Linked DNA regions of Homo sapiens: region 2 is linked to region 1. The links are chromatin loops, found by intact Hi-C in ENCODE. Cell type or tissue: endothelial cell of umbilical vein. All regions are shown on one strand. Links, peaks and the distances in the headings refer to the core of each region. The heading gives the core; the rest is flanking DNA.

The links. Hi-C counts contacts between places; a loop is a spot of excess contacts. Peaks named below come from ENCODE experiments on the same cell type or tissue, not always from the same donor. Only the 100,000 strongest peaks of a DNase experiment are listed, where the experiment ranks them.
Region 2: a loop joins it to region 1, with 6 times the contacts of the local background. A loop is called at or near these places in 2 of 110 quality-filtered maps.

What each region holds. Positions count from the first base shown.
Region 1 is chr6:157,142,952-157,154,184 of GRCh38, reverse strand. ARID1B (AT-rich interaction domain 1B) reads right to left here. Exons shown (of 20, transcript NM_001374828.1): 8 at 5,234-5,561. Among named protein-coding and RNA genes, the nearest start is that of TMEM242, 170 kb to the left of the region's middle. RefSeq lists enhancers at 3,379-3,879, 7,608-8,456, 8,457-9,306. In endothelial cell of umbilical vein, for the core only: no CTCF peak of the experiment used is centred there; DNase peaks (open chromatin) are centred at 5,044 and 5,744; H3K27ac peaks cover 2,724 bases.
Region 2 is chr6:157,082,954-157,094,186 of GRCh38, reverse strand. It overlaps ARID1B (AT-rich interaction domain 1B), which reads right to left. Exons shown (of 20, transcript NM_001374828.1): 5 at 9,282-9,525. Among named protein-coding and RNA genes, the nearest start is that of TMEM242, 230 kb to the left of the region's middle. In endothelial cell of umbilical vein, for the core only: no CTCF peak of the experiment used is centred there; DNase peaks (open chromatin) are centred at 5,126 and 6,026; H3K27ac peaks cover 2,916 bases.

The DNA of each region.
Region 1 (11,233 bases), core at 3,542-8,541:
TGAAATCATGCTTCCTCCTAGAGCTCATTTCCAAGAAAAAATTCTGGATAATGCTGAAATTTCCAAATCCACAATCAGTTGTATTTTGAAGAGCTGTCAATTGCTGGACATCACCAGGTACCATCTAGGACTAATAAAAGGACGTAAGACACATGGAATGAATGGGGGAAAGTTATTCTACCTGTGCACATCTGCACGCACAGCCTTTAAACATAATGGATTCAGTCATTTAAAAAATGTTACAAGGTCAGGAGTGGTGGCTCACGCCTGTAATCCCAGCACTTTGGGAGGCTGAGAAGAGAGGATTGCTTGAGGCTAGGAGTTCATGACCAGCCTGGGCAACATAGTGAGACTCTGTCTCTACAAAAAAGTAAAGATAAAATCAGCCAGGTATGGTGGCACGTGCCTGTAGTACCAACTACTTGGGAGGCTGAGGTGGGAGAATTGCTTGAGCCCAGGAATTTGAGGTTGTAGTGAGCTATATTAAAGCCTGTGTTTAGCCTGGGATCCACAGCTATGCTCTTTAGGAAGTGGTAGGCCAAAGTTCTTCCTAAGCTTCTGGCAAACTTTGGCTCACCTATGCTCAGGTAATGGCTCAGAATCCTCCAAAATGATGCTACAGAGAGCCACGAGAACTGATCTACAGATGGATGGAACTAATTTGCCATTCCTGAAGTAGGCTTTTAGTAAGATCAGCTAGTATTTCCAACTCTCTGTTTCTTATATCTTCAAAAGTAAATTCCTTAACTAGCAATGCTTTAAAACTGTACACAACAATGCATTTTCAGATAAAAAGGGTATCAGTGTGTAGAAGGAGGAGGGTTCTGTACAGATATTACTTATAAACCATTAACTTCAAATGACTGGATATTACTGCACAGTGAATCTAGTACGTGAACAAGAAGATTCACCAGATTCTATTGTAAATCCTCTGATGATCAAAATGAGGAATTTACTCAAAAGGTGAAAAAGAAAAAAAATTAATCTATGTTTCTTAATTTATTCAATGCAGCAGGTCGATTTTACCTTCATATTGTCACTCTCAAAGAAATTAATAAAACAGTTTCTAACCAGTTAAACTTGCATGTTTTTTCTCTCTACTATCTTATACTTGACCAGCTGAGAAAATCTGAAGCATAATTGCCCCAATCCTTCATTTTTACAATGAGCATTCTGTTTTTATCTAATTGCAGACACACACTCACTCACGCTCCACCTTCATCATTAATTTGTCCTTTTCAGATTCTTCCATGGGCTCTAGGTCCTTTGGGATTGTGCCTTGAGAAAGAAGTCATTCTGACAAGCTCTGTGAATCCCACACTATGCCATTTCTTCCTCTCCCAAAGAGAAACTAACATTTAGCAAACTAGCTTTTCTAATCGCCAACCTAACTTCAACCTAACAGAGCCATCAATGGGGGAACAAAAATCAAAGCAAAACCACGAGTTTGCTGCAACAAGCTGTTAAATAAGTAAAGCAAAAGCATGTTGAAAATCAGATTTCTCAACCCAGAGCACTAAAACATGTCATACACATGTTTTCTCAGATTCAAGCTTCTGCTTTTAAAAAAGGCACAACACAGGTTATGTGCATTGCGAAGTGAACAGAAGGAAGATTTAAAATAGAAATAAAACTTAACTTCTTTCTTTTTTTAGAAAGAATAGTGTAGACATAAAAGTTAAAATTCACAGCTAACAGTCATGGGGCTATGAATATGAGCCCTTGCCAAGTGTGCTTTATAAGATTTACATAGAATAACGCCAACATTTTTCTTTTTCTTATTTTTAATTAAGGAGGAGGTGTTGTACTCTAAGGAAGCTATCTGGATGCTGCTGGCTGAAATACAGATTTGATCTCCTCGTGCTGGTTAGCTAACATCGATTTTCTGCCCCAGTGGAAGAGATTTCACTCTGATGCATGCCATTTAAATTCATTTTACACAGCTGCTTAATGTGGTTTGGCAAGGCACAGTCAAACTAGCTTTGTGGGTCTAAAGAGGCCTCTGGAGTTGGTAAAAGGACAGATCCTATGGATTAGCTGCAGATGATGAATGCTTGCTTCCTCCGACTGTTATCTTCCTACTGACTCATGAATTGACCTTGAAGGTACCACAAGAAAGTAAGAAAGAGGAAAAGCCAATTTCCCAAGAATAACCATGTTTACCTCATTCTATATTTGTTATTTCACTTTGGGGATGATGTTTACAGGATTCTATATTTGTTGGTCCACATTTAGGGCCATGTTTACAGACTTTAGAACTCTCGATTCCAAAATTATCATTTGTTCTGTCTAAATAAATGTAAACTGAATATAAAACTACTAAAAAGCTCTGTCAGGCATTCATAACCAGTAGTGAAAGCATAGTTCTATAAGTTTACTGTTTAAACAAAGCTAGGTGATAGTTCCCTGTTTGATTTTAACCAAAGATGGGGCATGTCTCTACTAAAACTAACTACCAAACATGATTAAGTCTGCCCAGGATGATAGCAATAATTATTTTTTTTAGCAATTCACTCAATAGTAATAGACTTTAAGAGCATTTACTAACCTAAACATGGTGACAGAACCTGATATTACACAGTTTTGTAGTAGGAAAGAAGAGATACTTTTTGTTGCTGTATGTAATTCCTGTGTTGAAATTGAGAATAATATGGCAACACTGTGTTTAGACAGAAAATTATCTGTTGGATTATTTTGTTGTATTTTCCTGGTGACTTCAATATTCTGATACTCGCTGGAGAAAAAATAATAGAAGTTTTTGGCACAGACATTTGCTTGGTGGTGATATAATGAAACTCCTCCTAAGTCCTATGAATAGCCTGTCAGCTCAACTGCAGTGAGTCTCTTGTCAAATGAGATGCTGTGCTCTTAATTTGGGGGTGGGTATGGCAGCCGCTCACTGTAGCAGCAGGAGTGATAATATAGTCATGAGAACAGCGCTGCACAACACAGGTTCCTAGACAAAACAATGACAACAATGGGGGAAATGACGCCAGAGGTGGTGACATCATGTCTTCGACACAGATCAAAGTTTCTATTTCCCTCTCAGGCATGAAGGAAAGCAGCCATGCCGAAAGCCATGCACAGACAGGGCCTGAGGACGCATGCGGGTTTCCACCGAACGGCCACAGTACTGTTAATACGAAAGGAAAACGAAACAAACACACCAACAAAAATGGACAGAAGGACAACCCCCTTGGAGATGGATTTTCTGTTAGGTGTTTCGCTTTCTTGGTTTGGGTGTTCCTTTCGCGGCCAGACGGCACGATCGTTAACAGTTTCAGAGAAAACGCCCAGGTCCCGCAGCAAGTCGGGGTGTGTTGCTACCTACCCGTACTGGTCAGGCTGGTGCACCATGGGAGCCTGAGAGTTGCCATAGTTGGGGTGCTGGGAAGAAAACATGGGGCGTCCGCCAGCCCCAGACTGGCTGGGATAAGCAGGCGACCTAATGTATGGTGGCCTAAAGTGGAACAGAAGAACAGCTTCTTGGGATTTGTTCTGATGCACAAGCATGAGCCCTGTATATCTGTCACCCCCACACATAGGTGCGGGGCTTACAGACCATGGAGGCAAGTTGAATACCCTGCATCCTGCCGCTGCCTGAGGGGTGGGGGGTACAGAAAATGCCTCCAACGAAAGGGTGGGGACAGGCAGAGAAAAGTAATATTCTCAATTCTAATCTCCATTTACCATTTTAAAGTATAGCTTTGACTTTGGTAAAAGCAAACAAGAAGATATACAGCCCCCATTTAAACTCCTGGTGAGCTAAAATGGGCAGTAAGTTGAAGGCAAGGCTTTGGAATGGTCTACGCATTAGAAACGGAAAATGGCAATGCATGGATGTGTATTTATATATTGATTGCTACAGGATGACATAAACACTGACTCAGAGAGGGGGCACGCGTAGCTTTGTAACCACACAAAATCAGGCCTGGCTCTCTGTGGCTATCTTCTGAGGTCCCTCCAAAGGCTGCGTGCCAAATGCAATCAAATACTTTCTACTTAAAAAAAGAAAATAACTTGCGCTTTATGAGTTGCAACAATGGACAATTCATTTAAACTTGAATTAGAACTTCAATTTCAACAGCCAAACCAGTTTTCACAGACAGGTTTACAAAAATATTCCCTAAAGCCTGTGTAGGTTCGGCAGAGGGCTAGACTGCTGGAGTTCAGAAGATTTTAAGTAATTGTAATGTGGAGACAGAAAGAAAGATAATGATTGATTTTCATTTTATTTCCTCAAGGGAAATTTATTATTATTTGGAAAAAACAATAAGACTGGAGGGGTCCCACATTCCCCAGATAGCAGCTTCAGAGGAAAAGTAACAAAAGACACATTTAAAAACACACGCACACACATGCACACACGCACACACACCTTAGCTTTTGCTTCCCTTTGACAAAAATCGGAATCTTCTACTTTGCTTCTGAAGATATCATTAAGATACACATCTTTCAAAGTATGTTGCTTTAAAACATATTTACATGTGCTTTTAAAACATATTCACCTTTGCCTTATAAATTTTTAATTATGTTATTTTTATCCAGGTCAAGTATTTACTTCAAAATTAATTTTTAAGTCGGGATTAAAAATGAGTAAGTAATTGTAGCTAAAGCCTTTTATCAACTCAAACTTTCTAAAATATTATATTTGCTTTTTAAACCACATTTTGGTTTGGACAGATAGATATGCCTGGAAAAATAAAATATAACATAAGAATGTCAAGTATATAAATCTCACACATATACATTTAGACAAACACACAATACACGTATGTATACATACGAAGTTTGTATTTTAGGAAGATTCTTGTGGTAGGGTGAAAAAAAGGTGGGGAGTGTGTTCCTTTTGAATGTTTTAGATTTTAAATCGTTCCTAAGCGTATTTCCTGCTTAAAAGTCACTGCTTCAATTGGTACCACGCAGACACTTCCCTGTGCAACCAGATCTGGTTTGCTGCTGCAATGACTATTCACAGGCATTTCAAATCACCTCCCACGACTGATGTGCTCACCGCTCACATTCCTTCCTCATGTATCATAAAACATGGTTTGTCACTTAGTTCTCTGACCTCGATGCTACAGAATATATTTAACACAAAAAGAACGGCCAAGCACAGTGACATTCTACTGCTCTGTGTGACCCCAGGGAACAATGCAGCTATGTGCGCAGTCACGTGGTCACGGGTAGACACACAGCGTACCTGCCCGGGGCGTGCTCCTGGGTGGCGTACCTGCTTTGTGCTGAGTTCGCAGCAGCCTGCATCACTGCTGCGGCTGCCTCCTGTGCCTTACGGTTCACAGTTGGCATTGGCGGCCCCATTCCTGGCCCTCCCTGCTGAGACATGCCAGGAGAACTGGGGGTCATGCTGCTCATATTTCCAGGAAATGGTCTGTTCTGCATCCCAGCTGATGGCATTCGTCCCAGGGGCACAGCACCACATGGCTGGCTTGGCCCTTGTCCATGCATCTGGTTGTTGGCACTGATACCCATACCGGGCCCTGGGCCGCTGTAGCTTGCACTGGGCACCCCACTATACGCTGGGGGTCTGGAGTAGTTACCTAAACAAAAAGCAAACACAAAGTAAAGCCTTTTATTTAAACTTGTGACAACATTCACTGGAAATACTTTTTGTCCAACAATGCGATCAGCACGGAGTATTAGTCATGACCGTTATAGGCCCTTCCTGTTGCTGCTGGTGCAGCTGCCAGTCTCAAACATGCTCTCTCTGCACACTCCCAGGCCCTCAGAGAGTGACTCAAATACAGACAGCCCCAGAGGACCACTGCACTGATGAAGAGAAATTCAGGCTGGTCATAAAAAGAAACAAACAAAAAAACAAAAAACAAACCCTATGAATAGGCAAGGGACACCGAGTGCTGCCTCAATCCATTCAACACCACATATTCTTATATTTTAACCAAAATGGTGAGCACCACTCTTGAGATCACACCACTAGATCACTGCTACCTTCAACAGTCATGTGAAAGGGCTCAAAAAGACAACGTGTAAGACGACATGCACATATGGTCAAAATCATCCTTTAAAACCCCACAGGAAGGTGTCACGCGGGAACCTGACATGAGCCCCAGTTTTCCTCTAAGTTGGGAATAATATTTTTCTTTCTTTCTTTCTTTTTTTGCTTGAGTACCAGATCGAGCAGCTGGTTTGTGCTGGCTGCCACATCTCGGAAAACTGTCCCAGCACAAGCACGGCACACGGCAGCAGGAGAGCTGGCGGGCAGGGTCAAAGGCGAGGGTGAGGGCGGGCGGGCAGGGTCGGAGGCGGAGGTGAGGGACGGAGGGCAGGGTCGGAGAAGGGGGTGAGGGCTGGCGGGCAGGGCCGGAGGCGGGGGTGGGGGACGGCGGGCAGGGCCGGAGGCGGAGGTGAGGGACGGAGGGCAGGGCCGGAGGCGGAGGTGAGGGACGGAGGGCAGGGTCGGAGGCGGAGGTGAGGGACGGAGGGCAGGGTCGGAGGCGGGGGTGAGGGACGGAGGGCAGGGTCGGAGGCGGGGGTGAGGGCTGGCGGGCAGGGTCGGAGGCTGGGGTGGGGGACGGAGGGCAGGGTCGGAGGCGGGGGTGGGGGACGGCGGGCAGGGCCGGAGGCGGAGGTGAGGGACGGAGGGCAGGGTCGGAGGCGGAGGTGAGGGACGGAGGTCAGGGCCGGAGGCGGGGGTGAGGGACGGAGGTCAGGGTCGGAGGCGGAGGTGAGGGACGGAGGTCAGGGCCGGAGGCGGGGGTGAGGGACGGAGGTCAGGGTCGGAGGCGGAGGTGAGGGACGGATGGCAGGGTCGGAGGCGGGGGTGAGGGCTGGCGGGCAGGGCCGGAGGCGGGGGTGAGGGACGGAGGTCAGGGTCGGAGGCGGAGGTGAGGGACGGAGGGCAGGGTCGGAGGCGGGGGTGAGGGCTGGCGGGCAGGGTCGGAGGCTGGGGTGGGGGACGGACGGCAGGGTCGGAGGTGAGGGACGGAGGGCAGGGCCGGAGGCGGGGGTGAGGGATGGCAGTTGTTTTCCCTTTCCTTTCACACCTTTTGATTGTGTGTAGATAGATTCAAGTAAATCAAAGGTACACATGATACTACTTCAATCATAACAGCTGCTGAACCACAGTGTGTGCTGGGCACTTGGTTAAGTGCTTTGCACCAATGAATTCATTCATTTCTTCCAATAACCACATGAAATATAGATACCCCAGGACTCCATTTACAAATGAGAAAAATCAAGAGCTAGAAGATTAGTACTGAAGCTCAAGCAAACTGGCTCGGGGACCCATGTATTTGACCAATAAAATGTGCTGCCTCCTGATAACTGAATGTTGAAATTACATAAATGCGAAAGACAAGTGTGTGTGGAATATGGATTAGTGTTTCCCAATCAGTCCTTACTATTTTTTGGAAGCCTTTCTCCATCCATGTAACATAACTATACACTTACTACATTCCAGAAGCTGTTCTAGGCACAGGTGACGTAAAGCTAAATACAATCCAGTTCTTGCACTCGAGAAGCTCACATCTACATGGGTATGTGTGTGTGTGTGCATGCACGTGCACGTATGGGTATGCATGTGTGTGTGTGTGCAGTAAAGCAGCAAGGGTGAAAACAAGAAAAAGGATAAAAGCAAAACAAAGCATGCAATGTGAAAAGTGCAAGAGAGAAGGGAGAGTGAGTCTGATGGGGGCTGAGGGCTTGAGGGTCCCCTTGGTGGGGGTTGGTGGAGAGTCCTCTGAATGAGCACTTCTGGAGCTGAACCCTCAGGAGCTGGCTTCAGGGGCTGGGAGAGCCTGCAGCTGGGTGAGCCTCTGCACTGCCTGCCTGTAGGACCTTAGGGGAGTTGCTTGCATCTTTTCTTGTTTCATTCTCTTCTCTGTAAAACAGATAATCCTAACACTGTCCACATGAAGAGGTGTTCTCAGGATTAAACCATATAATGGATGTAAAGTATCAAAATTGTTGGTGCCACTTGATGGGGGTTTCATTGTTGGCTGGGGACTGTGGCAGAAGAGGGGAAAGGGCACTTATGGCTGAGAGGCTGGGGACACCGGCTTAATGGCAAGGGCAGACTGACTTGGGACAGCCACTGGGGCGCTGTGTGTGGCTGACGGGGGGATAGAGGGGAGAGGCTGGGTCTGGCAGGGCCTTGTGTACCAGGCTTCTAAGTTTGAGATTTATCCTGTCCATAAGGAGGAGCTTCTCAAGGATTTCCAGCAGAGGTAGGATTGGATTAATAACTGCAATAAAAGCAAACACTTAACATTTACTATGTGCTAAGCTCAGTTCCAAGTTCTTTGTGTTAACTCACTTAATCCCCAGATCAAGCCTAGGAGGTACACATTATTATAATCCTCATGCTGAAGACGAGGAGCCTAAGGCACGGGGCTGTGAATAACAACAAATGTCCCATGGTCACGTGGCTCACAACTGGAGGACTAAGGTCTGAGCCCAGGCATCCTGGAGTGTAGCTTAGAGTCCAAGCATGACACACTCTGCTACACAGTCTCTCAAATATTTAAGAAAAAGCACATTTATGTAACAATGTTACCCTAATGGTCAAAACCGGCTTTCTTAAATTCACACATATAAAGTTCTATCACCTACAAATCTGCAAGAGACCTCTGCAGACTTCTCCACATTTACTGCGCGTCTGATCTCTGTGAGAGCCACTGTGTGCATTTTCATTTGGCTGTCCGGGAGGCGTGTGTTATTCCCTACAGGCGACGCACGGGCCACTGTCCGTGCAGATGTGGGCAGGCACGCTTTTTGTCAAGGGCCAGATAGGAAATAGTTCAGGCATTTGGGGCAAACAGTCTCTATCACGATTGCTCAATCCTGCCACTGTAGCCCCCAAAGCAGCCACACACACAGATGGGAGTGGTGATGTTCCAGTAAAACCTTATTTACAAAAACAGGTAGTGGGCCAGAGCGGGCCACAATCTGTGGACTCCTGATACAGACCGGTCTTGGGACAAGCTAATAAACTGCTACACTAGCAACAGCAAGTAAGACCTGGTCAAGTCAGCAGCTTCCTTAGTCCCGAACACCACCTGGAAGGCTGAGAAAGGCTTCAGGGGATGCCAGAGAGCACAACAACAGATCTGAGGAACTGGGAAAGAAAGTGGAAGACACAGGGGAACAGGAAACAGGAACAGGAGAGGCACAGCGCAGACACCTCGGGTGCGCTGGGCCACACGCCATTAGCTTTTTTATTGGCAGCTCCTTAAAGGCAAACTGCTTCGGCGTGAAGAGGCACTGCTTTTGCACAGCTGAAGTTTGCAGATACCATCAAAACTTTGTTTTCAAGTTAAAATAAAAAATAAAAAAACACCACTGTTCATCAGTTTCAAAGTTCTTTACAAAAATTTCTTAAGTTGCTTCTGAATCTCCCATCCCACGGGACACACATAGGCTCCCCTGTCTGTTTTCCCATCACGCAGTCTCGGCGGAAAAGGCACCTTCTGTGCACCCTGGTAGGTGGGCACAGAGCAGGGGCCAGCTGCTGGGCCCTTCCTCTTCCCACGCTTACCCAGAGTCCCAGTCCTCACGACTTTTCCCTGTGAGAAGGAATTCAGACTCCTCCTCCTCCTCCTCCCCAAGCTCACATCCCCTTCGCTTCCAGATGATCTGATAAGATCAGTGAAATACAGTGCTCCTTCTTAGCTCTTGCTTTTATTAAAAATAAATATACTCATTCATAGTTTGAATGCACAAGTAATTAATTCATATATTCATGCCATTACTTGAGGGCTAGTTTCCACCCTCCCCTAACACTGGATAAGTGACTCAGTTGGTAAGAAACCTTTTTCAGTGAAAACTTATGTGCCCTTTGCTTTAGAAGGAAATGAAATAACGTTTTAGTCTTGTTTTAGAAAACAAGCGTTTAGACTATACCCATCATGCGGTTTTATTAGAGAAAGAAGGTTTCTGAGTTTGTAGAATTCTGCTTATAGCTGGAATGCGGAAATGCTGGCACTCCAACCTCCTGGGTTTAACTGGGAGTCAAGGGCTGTATCTTAATGAACACAAAGGAAAGAAACTACTGAGATGTTAAGTTACTCTGTACCCTACCTCCATCTCTCACTCATGTTATATACTAAAGAGAGAGGAGCTGTGTTTCAATAGCTTTGCCCAGTTCGGCAGCTGGTCTTCGTCTCCTGGCAGGAAGCATCTGCAACCTGGGGGAGCATGCGTTCGAGCACAGCTATGCACACCAAGACACGCGTGTGTGCACTTGTGCTTAGAAAGGCGCTTAGGCCAGGGGTGCCAATCTATTTCTCTCCAATCAGTTGGGTTGATTCCATGAATTGGCACTCAAAAGTGCATGTCAAGGAAAAATGTTCTAATTACAGAAGCCTCTATTGGATAGAAGAAATACAAAGTCCCCTTTTCTTTTCTTTGAAACTTTCCTCATTAGACTCACGTGCCTGGACAAAAATAGTTTCTAAAGGCTTAAAACGGTTTAAAAGGCAACAATGGATAAAGCACAGGCTTCAGCATCTGGGTGTGAATACTGGTTCTGACACTCCCTAGCAGCGTGACAAGTGGTTTAACCTCTCTGAACTGTGGTTCTGTCATCTGTAAAGTGACTACGATAATGAGTAAGAGGTTGAAAGTAACAAGTACAGCGCCAGGCACCGCACTGCCTAACAAATGACAGCTGCCATCGTCATCAATGGCCATAACAACATCACTAACATCACCCCCCCCATCTTTTAAAAATGTGTGCATGGGGTGAAAAATGATTCATGCCCCCCCCAACTACTCGATAACGTATCTTTCTTCCCAAAATAAACAAAAACCAAATATGTAAGCCAAGCAAAATATGAGAGGAAAAGCCAGGAATGAGAAGTGCAATCTTATTTCCATGTTTCTCTAATAGGTTAGTAATTTGTTGGCACTGGCTTTGACAGAAAACAGATGGATCCAGCATTAAGCACAATGAAGGCGGCAGATGCTGGGCCAGCCCACCTCAGCTGGACTGGTCTTGCAGCCAAGTCCAAGGACCCACAGTTTTCAAGTGGGTTCATCTTGGCACACTAGCTTTGGAAAATTGGTCACCAAATGAATTCAGATTTCTACCCACCAGGAGTTCCATTCAAGCACCAGAGAGAGGAAGCAGAAGCTAGACCCTATTCAAGTCACCATCATCATTTCAGGCAGATCACAAAAATTTCTATACCTGACTCCAGAATATTTAAAGTTGATAGTTGCAATGCATACTCAGAGCTTACTGCTTTTTGTA
Region 2 (11,233 bases), core at 2,896-7,895, 59 kb after region 1:
TGCTCCGTTCTCTGCCTGGATCTCCTTTCCCAGATGCTCACATGGCTTGCCCCTGCCCTTCTTTCACTTCTCTTGTTCAAATATCAGCTTCTAAGAGAGACACCTGCCCTAACTAGCCACTGCTATCTAAAGAAGTAACCTGATTTTTTTCCTTGACTACCTGACAATAAAGTATGTAGTTATTTATGTATTTCCTGTCTTTCCCACTAGACTTTAAGTTTCACGAGGACAGGACCCTTTGCAGTTTATGTTCAGCGCCTTTACCCCACTTACTACGCCTGCAGCATAATACACACTCAGTGCTTTGCTGAATTAATGACAGAATAGAATGATAAAATAAGGCAGGAAGGAAACGGAACAATTAGGATAGTTGGCTTTCCACAGGATATCTCCTGGTATATCCAACACTCAAAGTGCAACATGCTACTTTTCTAAAACCATCAAATGAAGTAATATATTTGGCATCCTCAGCAAGGTCACACTCTTGGCATTCAGCTTTATGTATTTAATGCAGTTTGCAAGTACAAACTCCCATGTCACTTTCTGTTTGGAAGGGAGAATATCAACATTAACAATTCCTAGTTATATCATTTATAAACATGCAGATGTGGATTATGAAAGATTAATGCATTTTAGGATTAGTGAAGGCATTCCGTTTGTCTCATGCCGAAACCAATTCTGTTCTTCATTAGTCAATGACAACCCATATCACCCTGTTATGGAAGAGAAATCAAAGATGCAAGTGTGTGAATTGAGAATAAGTGATGAAACTGATTAGTAAGAGTCTTAACGGCTATAATCAATCAACACATCATAATAATCCTGGCTCCAGGGTTATCAGAAGACTGGGAAATAAACCTAACACTCTCTATAAAATGGTTTTGTTCCTTCCACAATTGTTACTTATTCTCTTTTAGGAAACATGGTGATATACCAGAAGTTTGTGAAATCAACTTTAGGAGCATCTTGACTCTAAGTACTATTCATTTACCCACCATTTTCCAAAATGTACTCAAGTGATTTTTGAAACTTTTTACTTCTAGGCTAAAATTAGTTCATAAAAGCTTTTGTACCCCTCCATTCTGAATCTTCATTCTCAGCGAAGGGAGAAGGCAGCGGGTCAATGCCAACAGCATTTCCACAGAGGCAGCACACGCAGAATCCAGACGCAGTGACACTCAGCTGAGCAGAGGTTCAGAGCAGGGACAGCCTACTCAGCTCAAGAGTGAAAACAAACAGAACGAGGTGTCTGAAGTGCTTCTCCAGAGAACAATGCAAAAAAATAATGGAGAAGTGGGAGTGGACCATTAGACCCACCATGAAAACACATGAGTCACTGCTGAGATTGCAGAGCAAGAAAAAGGCACATAATATTGCCTTGGTGACACAGGCTTTCTTGTATTTTCATACACAGAAGAATAGAGAAAGGGAACGGAAATTGACAGGATAATTTAAACTGAGTTGCCCAACTTTTTTTAATTAAGAGAGGAGCAAAACCAAGTGGGAATTTGTATTTTGATAAATTTCTATTGTTTTCTTATTTCTAAATGTGGGAGAAAGAAGAGGAGAAAAGGCTTAATTTGAAGTTTGCTGGAATGAAAGATTGAAAAGATTTGTGCTTTTGAAGAAAAGAATACTCATTCCCCACCCATCAGAATACCTGACTTGGGGTGTGGAGTGACCTCTGAAGGAGAAGAGTAGCTCAGAACACTGAGGCAGTTCTTCAAACGCAAAGGCCTTGGCCACCAGACAGCAATGGGGAATCTGTCCTCTAGAAACAGCGCTGAGAATATTCATGACCCATGGACTTGCTGAGTTTCCATAACCAGGATCTTGGCCTGAATTTTAAAGCTGTTATCTTAAAGTGGGAGGTTCTACATCACGCTACCAATAACTAAGCCATACAGAGATGCAACCCCGTCTCTCAAAAAGACAAAATATACAATTTGCTTTCTTAACTATTGCTAAGCAGCATTTGGAAGGGAATGGAAATAGTTTTGTATAACATCCAAATATTTTACTTTGTCAGGGAAAAAAATACTGGCTTAAGTTCTCTTTGGTTTGTAGAACTGCTGAATTGGTTTTCTGTGCTGCCACAGATTAAAAACATGGATATATCAATGGCATTTTGTGTTAATTTTTTTTTTCCTCCTCGGCTTGCCAATAAGCAGCATGCATCTTCCTTGCAACAAGCTGTTGCAGGATTTCCACCTCCAGTGAAGCCAAAAAGGAACATTCGATAGATATTTAAAAATAAGATTATTAGGTAAGATGATTATGCAGACTTTCAAATAAAAAATTTCTGTCAGTACAAGAAATGCCATTTTAGAGGGTCTACTGCTAATGTCATCACGAAACGACACTGGCTAAGAACCATTTACATATAGAAATAAACTCATGCTTTTTACCCTGAGTTTTATTAAGGCCAAATTAAAAAGTAGAAAGTTTATTTACTTAGGATGGGCTTGAGCCCTAAGAGACCTAAAACTCCAGGAGAAATGGGTTAAATGAAAGAGAGACATTGGTTTGCATCCTCCATTGTTCATCTGATAGGTACTAATCTTGACAAATTAGACCAGGAGCTATCATTTCCTCTCACTGGAATCCTTCCTGTTCACTCTGGACTATGACTAACTCCTAACTGAGATTCATCTTTCTCTTTCCCATTATAGCATCCTTCCAGATTCTGCTTGTTTGAATGTCAAATTAAGCAAGAAAATTAGTTTTTTGACCAGAATATCTTCTTGTTTGTATCTGCAGCTATATCGGCTGGTAGAGAAATCTACTTAGCTCTCACTTGCTGAAGGGTGGGACTGGGTGAGCACTCACACAGAAGAGCTCTAAATACACCCCAGTGCTGCCAAACAGTTCTTTTCCATATTTAATCCAATACGTGCCACCCTTTCTAGAACTCATGCTTTTTGTCTGAGATTTTCCTGAGGGGCACAGATTCATTATGGCTGGTTGGTATGCTGGATGCATCTCTCGCCCTCTAGGAATGGCCATGATAAAGCTGCAGAGAATTAGGCTCCACTATAAAGGAATTGGTGCTTTGTGGCGTAGGAGGACGAGCTCTGACCAAGCGATTTCTTCAGGCTCGTCACACCTGTGATCCTTTTCAAAGGACAGAGACTGAAGTTATTCACTGGGTATGAGTTCACATTAGCAGGTGCCACATGCTGTGCACTGTGGAGGGGCTCCTGGAAGAGGCTACCCCAGGCGGGAGGCGGCTACCCCAGGCAGGAGGCACACGTGCAGAGGTGATCACTGGAGTAGGGTGAAGCGCAGCTGGCTGGAGAGGGAGAAGGGGAGGGGAGGTATCAGTAGAAAAAGATGGGAGCAGTGAAGGTGGCTCCTGGAATGTGAGTGAGATTCCTCCTGACCTGTGCCTCCCGGCTTCACAGTCTCAGCTCTGAAGGCACCCTGACCCATCCCTCATGCCCAGCCAGCCAGCAGGTAGTCTGCCGAGAGGCCAGGTGGCAGGTGAGCGCCTCAAACAGCGAAGCACGAAATGTGAAAAGAAAAAGGGTTCTACTTTCATATTTGATGCAACTCTATTTTGTTTCTGTCTATGATAGCTAAGATGATGTTGCCTTTGATTAGTCTTACCTAATACCAAGCAAGAAGAACAATAGCCATGAAACAAACAGCTACTCATTATGTGCTAGCGTGAAGACCTAATTTTGTGTTTTTGACCCTAATCTATTATAATCAGTGGCCTTCTGCTGCCAGATCAAAGTGAGTTAACTCTACTTACACTGGACTTAGTACAAATACCAAATGCCTAATGCCTAAAAAAGAATGCGGAAAAATCTATTCAGGAATTTTCAGTTACTATCCTTAGATCTTCATTAATAAAACAGATGAGCTTAGTTTTATAAACAAAAGTAGCCAGGCTATGAACAGTTAACACCTGCCTGTCCATTCCTCACCCCCACGGTGAGCTCCCTCCTCTCAATATTTAAACACTGCCGCTGCTTACAGCACATGGAGGAAAAGCTGACAAAAGCCTCTGGCCAATAAAATAAAAAATTTTTAAGTTTGGCTTATTTACATTTTTGCTTTGTTAGTAAACTGGAATGGCTGGCTCTGGAGGCAAGACAAGTGAAATTAACATCCGCAGAATCTTCTGGCAACAGCGGTGCATTCAGATGCCGTGCTGAGTCAGCTTCCACCATGCATTAGGGGCAATCAGGCCCAGCGTAAGACCCAAGACCTGTTCAATACACATCCAAAACCCAGCAGCCCTCCTAACGCCAAAGTGAAAAACGCTAGGATATAACCCAAGAAGCAGTGTAAGTGCAACGTGATGGGATCATTTACTAGAATATCAGCATCATGTCTAATATCACACATTTCAGAATTAACTGTACCTGACATTACATCTACTTAATTTAAATGTATAGTATATGAATACACACTGCCAATTACAAAGATGGAGCTATTTCATTTCTGTCTCTAAATATAAATACATCAGTATGAAGAGGAGAGAGAATAGGTAAAAAACAAGAAAATTTGTGATGGCACTGGAGGGAGAGTACAGCGTTTGTGTTTCTGTTCTCAAATGCTTGTTTAGAGTCAACAAGCAGGCCTGAATTCTTTACCTTCTAACTATAGAGAGCTGCAAAGCTGGAGCCCAGGAATGTGCAAACAAAGGGAGAGAATCCATGTGGCTACCTAACATAAAAAATCTCCATTCTGCTTCTCCAAAGAATGCAGGAGGAAAAGCCCAGCTGAGTTAGGGATGTGGCGGGGCAGTGTTGTACCAGTGTATCACAGTAGTGGTTCCCATGACACTCACAATGTTTGTGATGCAGCAAGATAGGAGGGCAAATCTGCAGTGGGTGGAGGAACAGTTTAACAGGCAAGAAACAGAATCAGCCATTTGGGATGCTTTACTGGGCTTCGTTTATCTACCTCTGTGATACTTCTCATTAGCTGTCAATTACATTTACCAGGGTAGAGATGGAGAAAAATGATTGTTTTTTTTCAACAAATCCTAGGAAAGCAACATCAGGAAGAATCCCCTGCAACATTTGGCTTTACTTCATCCCAGCTATCAGCTACATAACAGCTGCACATTTTACAATGACTTGTTGGAGAGACAATGATTGAAAGAGCCAGTCTGTGAGACATGGAGAGGAGGTGATGAGATATGGCAGGAAGCAACAGGAGAGAAGAGAGGCCAAACACAAGTTGGTGCTGGGAGTAAGAGGAAGGAAGGGGACAGAAAGAAAACAAAAGACTACATATAGAAAAATAAAGGGAAATTCCTAACAGATAGCTCGACAGTTTGAGTATCACGCCTGGGAGAGCATGTCGTCTCTACATGGCATGTATGGTTCACTGGCAGACTCAGAACCAAATGAAGGTGGACTGCATATGAACTTGGGATCTGATGTATAGATACACACCATTTAAATATAAGGATTAGAGATGGGAAAAGGAGGAGGGAGATGGGCCTCATTATTCTCTAAAGGAAGGTGTATTTGCATTTAGGTGAAAGTAAATATAAAACAAAAAGCAAAGACCAACTTTATGATCATCTCCAAAATGTGGTTTTATTACCTATGACCAAGATCACACAAATATATAACATAATGCACGCTGGATAACTTAATATATTTAATACTTCTCAGAGAATAAGGATATGAATCTTAGGGAAATGATTTAAAAACTTCGAAAGGACAGGGTGCCTAGGTGGAGGGAAATGGAAATAGAAGACAATCATTTTTTTTCCCCAACAAAAACCTGTCATGAGCTTTGAGTAAATTCCATTAAAATAGCTGCATATAAAATGTTGGATGAACTGTTATCAAAAACTGACATTTGAGTGGCCCTCGGCTTAGCTGTGGGAACAAAGAGAAATGGGTAATACCTGGACTCAAGCCATGGACTACTCCCCCAAGGTCTAGGACAAGGTTACTGAGGGTAACCTGGCTCCTCTGTATGAATGAGAAAATGGTGCCCCTTCCCACAAGAGGGCAGGTAGATGTCAACTCCCATTCACCACTCAGACCCTGTGCAATGAGCACCTGTTGAAGTGTTTACAGCAGCCCTGGCAGTGACCACTGGGCAGGAAGTGCTGCTCACAGTTAGCTGATGTGGCCTCCACACAGGCAAAAAGAGGGAAAATAATCCAGGATTTTATACTGCATCTATTGTTAACTTTTCTGTGTGGCAGGCAGGCGGTCTAGCATAAATGTTTGCCTATGATCTGAGAGAAGCAGGGGCTAAGTGTTCAGCTAAAATTTTCATGTGTAGAGACAACAGTAGAAATTCTGTTAATCTCTGGGGTACAGTCATTCTCTCTCGTTTTCCGGTCTTCCTCTTAACCTTCTCAGGCTCAAACTCCAAGAGGAACGTGGACTTTTTTTTTTTTTCTAGAAGAAAACTGAGCTCAACTCTGTGAAAATATATTATGCTTTCATGGCTAGCTCTAGCAGTCCTACCGAACTACCTCAGCAAACACACCAAGTCATTACTGGGAACAACATACATGTCTTCTGAATTGCACAAAAACACCACTGGATTAAGAACCAGAAGACTTGCTGCCTAAATCAACTGTACAACTCTGAACAGTAATTGTCACAGACAGTCTCAGTTTGAATAATATCCATAATGGTGAACGTAACATCGTAAGAATCAACAAGCACTGAGTGCTCCGCATGTACCTGTCTCACGTGCAGTGACACATTTAATCTTTGCATTTCCCCTATAAGGTGGGGTTATCATCTTTACAGATGCAGAAACTGAGGCACAGAGAGGCTTAGAAGCTTCTTCAAGGTTATATGGCTAGTATCAGATAATTATGAAAGTCCATCAAGTTCAAATGTTTGTAATTCCACTTGGGAGAAAGGTGAATAAATGCCAAAATTGTTTATCAGATTTTTTAAGAGGTTACTCCATGGCGAATATACTAAGAAATGTTCTATTTGTCATATTTATATAATCTAACCCCATGTAGCTTTGCATTTAGCAAAGACAGTTAAGAATTTACTTGAAGAATATGCCACCAAAAAAAAGGTGGAGCTTTTGCTGCCTAATTTCCTCCCGGTACTAAATTTCATTGAATAGCTTTACCAAGCACCATATAGAGGTCGGCTACAGAGGAGCTGACTTGGAATAGTACAGTGAAGCAATATGGTGGTAAGTGTTTCTGACACAAGTTTAAAAAACAAACTATACACTTTAAATAACGTGTCCAAGAAAGTGGAAAGCTTTCTAGGAGTTAGCAGGGAGAAATGATAGTGAGATCCTTGTGCTCTCCGTCCGCACGCATCTGCAGTCACTGCGAAGAATGGGCATCCTTTGTGATGGTGTATAACCCACTCACCAGCTTTTACCCTGTGCAAACCAACTGAACCACAGACTCTGAGGCCAGTTAAATTTGCTGAGCTACTTCCTCTGTAAAATACTATATAATGTAACACCTGATACCCAGGATCACATGCCCGAAGTGAGCTTTTCTGTTGGGTTTTATCTTCTGTATTGCATCAAATCCAAACAATGAATATACAAGTTTAGAAATCCCCATTTGGAAGGACAGACATGTGGAAAGTCTTCAGATGGTTAACTACTCATGTCAGGAATTTAAAATTTAAAAGCATTATATCTTTATACCTCAAGAAAGTTTTCATTTAGGTTTTTAGAAAAAGTCCTTTTGACTCAATTTAGAATGAAAGAGTAAGCTCTTTGAGTAACGCAATATTTTACATATAACTTTCCAACATTTAGGTAGGTGACATCTCACAAACCATCTCAACACCAAAAACTGTCTTAAAAACTCTAGACTACAGAGTATTCATAGCATTAAAAAGTTAAAAGCAGCAGATAAGTCCAGGTTATTACAAACACTATGAGGACAAACATATATCTTTGAAAGAAAGATAACATCGAAATGCTTTAATCAAAATGCACTGAGCGTATACCTATATCAAATTACAGATGAATCTTAGAAATGTAACGTTTAGTTAAAAAAAGCAAATTTTAGCCTACACTACAAGTGGGTTGACCATATTATCTGACCTGCCCAAGACCTTCTGGCTTATGCCGCTATCCTACTGTAATTGTTAATAGTAGCCCTTTGCATGCACAAAAGTGTCTCATATTGGATGATAAATTATAGTCATTCCAAATATAATACATTTCCATAAAGCTAAGAACTTAATAAAACAATATATACTCTATGAATGTTTGTAATAAAATTCTTAGAAAAAAACCCAAAAACCAAAAGAACAATATTTTAAAAAAGATTAAAAGGATATTTGAAGTGAGGAAGAGGTATAGAGCTTGGGATAAGGAAGAAATATACAGGTAGATACAATGGCATTATGATACTCTAATTCTTAAACCGGATGGTGAATTCATGAATGTTTATTTGATAGTTGATGTTTCATAATTAGTGTGCTATGTATGTTCTTTTATTTAGAGATATATATGTGTAATATTCTAAACATTCCACAATACACTTTTTTTTTTTAATATAAAAGAGGTGAAACGTTAAAAAGCACCAAAACTAACGCCCATGATTTTGGAAGGATAGAATGAATTATCTGGTTTGGTGATAAAGGAAAGCTAGTTGTACGGTAGACTTGAATGGATGAAGTCTGATATAAGAAAGCTGGATGAGGATGAAGTAACTGACAAATAAATAACCAAATAAATAACCTCGAGAACATAATAAAGGGAGAAGATAGAGGCGATGCATGACAAGTGAAATAAATGAACACAGAGTTAACCAGAACATGGGCTCCTTGTGTCCAAGAGAAGGCACGAGTTTGTATCAGTAAGAACGCCTCGACCATGCTCCACCTTGACCAGTGCCTGCATGTGATCAGACACTGATAAGTATAGACTGTAGAAATGTTTTAGAAAATAAATGCTGTGGCAAGTATTGAATAGAACCACAAAAAAATAAGGCCAATCCTCATCAACAATCTCACTTTAGTGGCACTCATCAACAGAAGCTCTGATGTAACAGAATCATTACAAAACATATGCTAAGAGGATAAATAATACCCTGTTTCTGGCATAAGTTAAGGTAAATATGCAAATTGAAATTATCAAAGTAATTGGTCATTTTATTAAAGGGGTAGTTATAATCACCTGTTGAATATCTTTAGGAACTGGGACTCTCGTATGCCTTGGTGAGAATTCAGTTATACTCTTAATATGTGGCCACTAGGTTTTAAATAGTAAAGTAATGTGAGTTACTGTTGATGAACATGAAATCTCTCTTTATCACAAAGTAAAATAATAATTGTCAGGAAAGTAAATACCTGGGATACTTGCAGGAGAGATTGGGCCAGATCGAGACTGGTTGCTTCCTACAGGAGAGCCAACAGGAGAGGGAGATGGGCCCCCCGGGATGCTGGAGAGATGAGGGGACGCATGTGGGGAGAAAGGCGACTGCGCCGGGTTGCTCTGATCCCCTTGGCTGCTCGTGGACCCGGATGCACTGACTGCTGAGCTCAAAGTTGCTTCCGTTCCCGTGGGGAGGTCATCAATGGAGCCAGACAGATCCTAAGAAAGGAAAAGATGTATTTATAGAGTGACACGTTTGGATGAATATCTCATCAAAAGACGACTTGAAAATCATAATGACGTCCCCTTCAGAGATGAAGGTTTTCTGGGTAACACCCAAAATAAAAAAGCATGGCCACTTTTTATTAGATTTTAATGAGGTCATTTGTAAGTTGAACCAATAAGATCTTGCCTCTCTCCTAAAAAATGAGTAAAGTTGTACTTCTCTTTGATAAAACCATCCCCATACAGTTTGCCCTTCAGCTGTCAGCACCGAGTCCATTAGACCTGTTCAAAATGCCACACAACACAGACAGCACTCTGCCTGGTGACTTACCATAGGAATGGAATGCTGGTTCTTAAATGATTACTTCATAAAGTAAAAAACTACAGGCTTTGAGTCCTTTTTTTCAGAATTTGACACTGGTGGACTACGTGAATTTCAAACTAGGATATTGTAATGTAATAGCAGTCACAATTTTGACCAAACTTTGTGATGAGAAAGTTTTTTTTTTTTTGGGGGGGAGGTGATGAAGTCTCACTCTTGTCGCCCAGGCTGGAGTGTAATGGCGCGATCTTGGCTCACTGCAAGCTCTGCATCCTGGGTTCAAGCGATTCTCCTGCCTCAGCCTCCCTAGTAGCTGGGATTACAGGCACCTGCCACCACACCTGGCTAATTTTTGTATTTTTAATAGAGACGGGGTTTCACCATGTTGGCCAGGCTGGTCTCGAACTCCTGACCTCAGGCAATCTGCCTGCCGCAGCCTCCCAAAGTGCTGGGATTACTGGCATGAGCCACTGTGCCTGGCCGAGAAATTCTTACAATAAAGTGCCATTAAAAGAAAATAATAATGTGTGTATTTATATATGATATTGTGAAAATAAATGTCTTTGAAGTTATGTTGGCAGAAATGGGTCCTAATGTTATATCTTACTTTTTAATACCAGTTTTTCACCGTCAATGCCATCTATATTTTATCACCATACTCTCTGAGGCAGTGATTAAAAACCCCATTGATACAGATACAAAACAATGGAAGCTCAGAGAGTCCAAGTTACTGTTGAAGGTTACGTTACTGAGGACAGACTGTAGGTGCTAAAGACGAAAAGGGGAAGATGAGAGAGGAGGAAGAAGAAACTGTCTTCTGCTCCCTCAGCAGAAGAGGACGCAGACAAAGCCTTTACTTCAGCCTGCATCACTGGTGTGCCCCCCATGGCTCCCATGGAGGCCCCCATCAGCAGGTGCTCAGTGCATCCCCGTTGCAATGACTGGACTCCCAGATCACTGACCGAGCAATGTGCCAACGAGTTCTCAAGGCTGAGTTACAGCATAAAAGATACTTGTCCTGATAACTGAAGACTACATACTATAGAATGGAGTCAGAAATATCTGGTTATGCTACTGTTTACAAAGCATATTCAATCCTAATAGATCTCCACCCTCTAAATTTTATCAATGTTAAATTTTACCTCACTGCTTGCAACTGGGACTTCTGAGAATAGGGCTTTAGAATCTGGCAGAGGAAAATGCTAAGATTCTAAGAGTAAACCTAGACCAGAAAGTACAAAAAAAAGCAAGGGAAATCAGAGCTGGTTATAGCTCTTCAGGGTTTCCTGAAACGTCACAAAGCAAACTCAGGATTAGGATCCTAGTACCCTGGATAGTTTAGTTTATCTGGTAAGCATCTGTTATAGCATATAATTAACT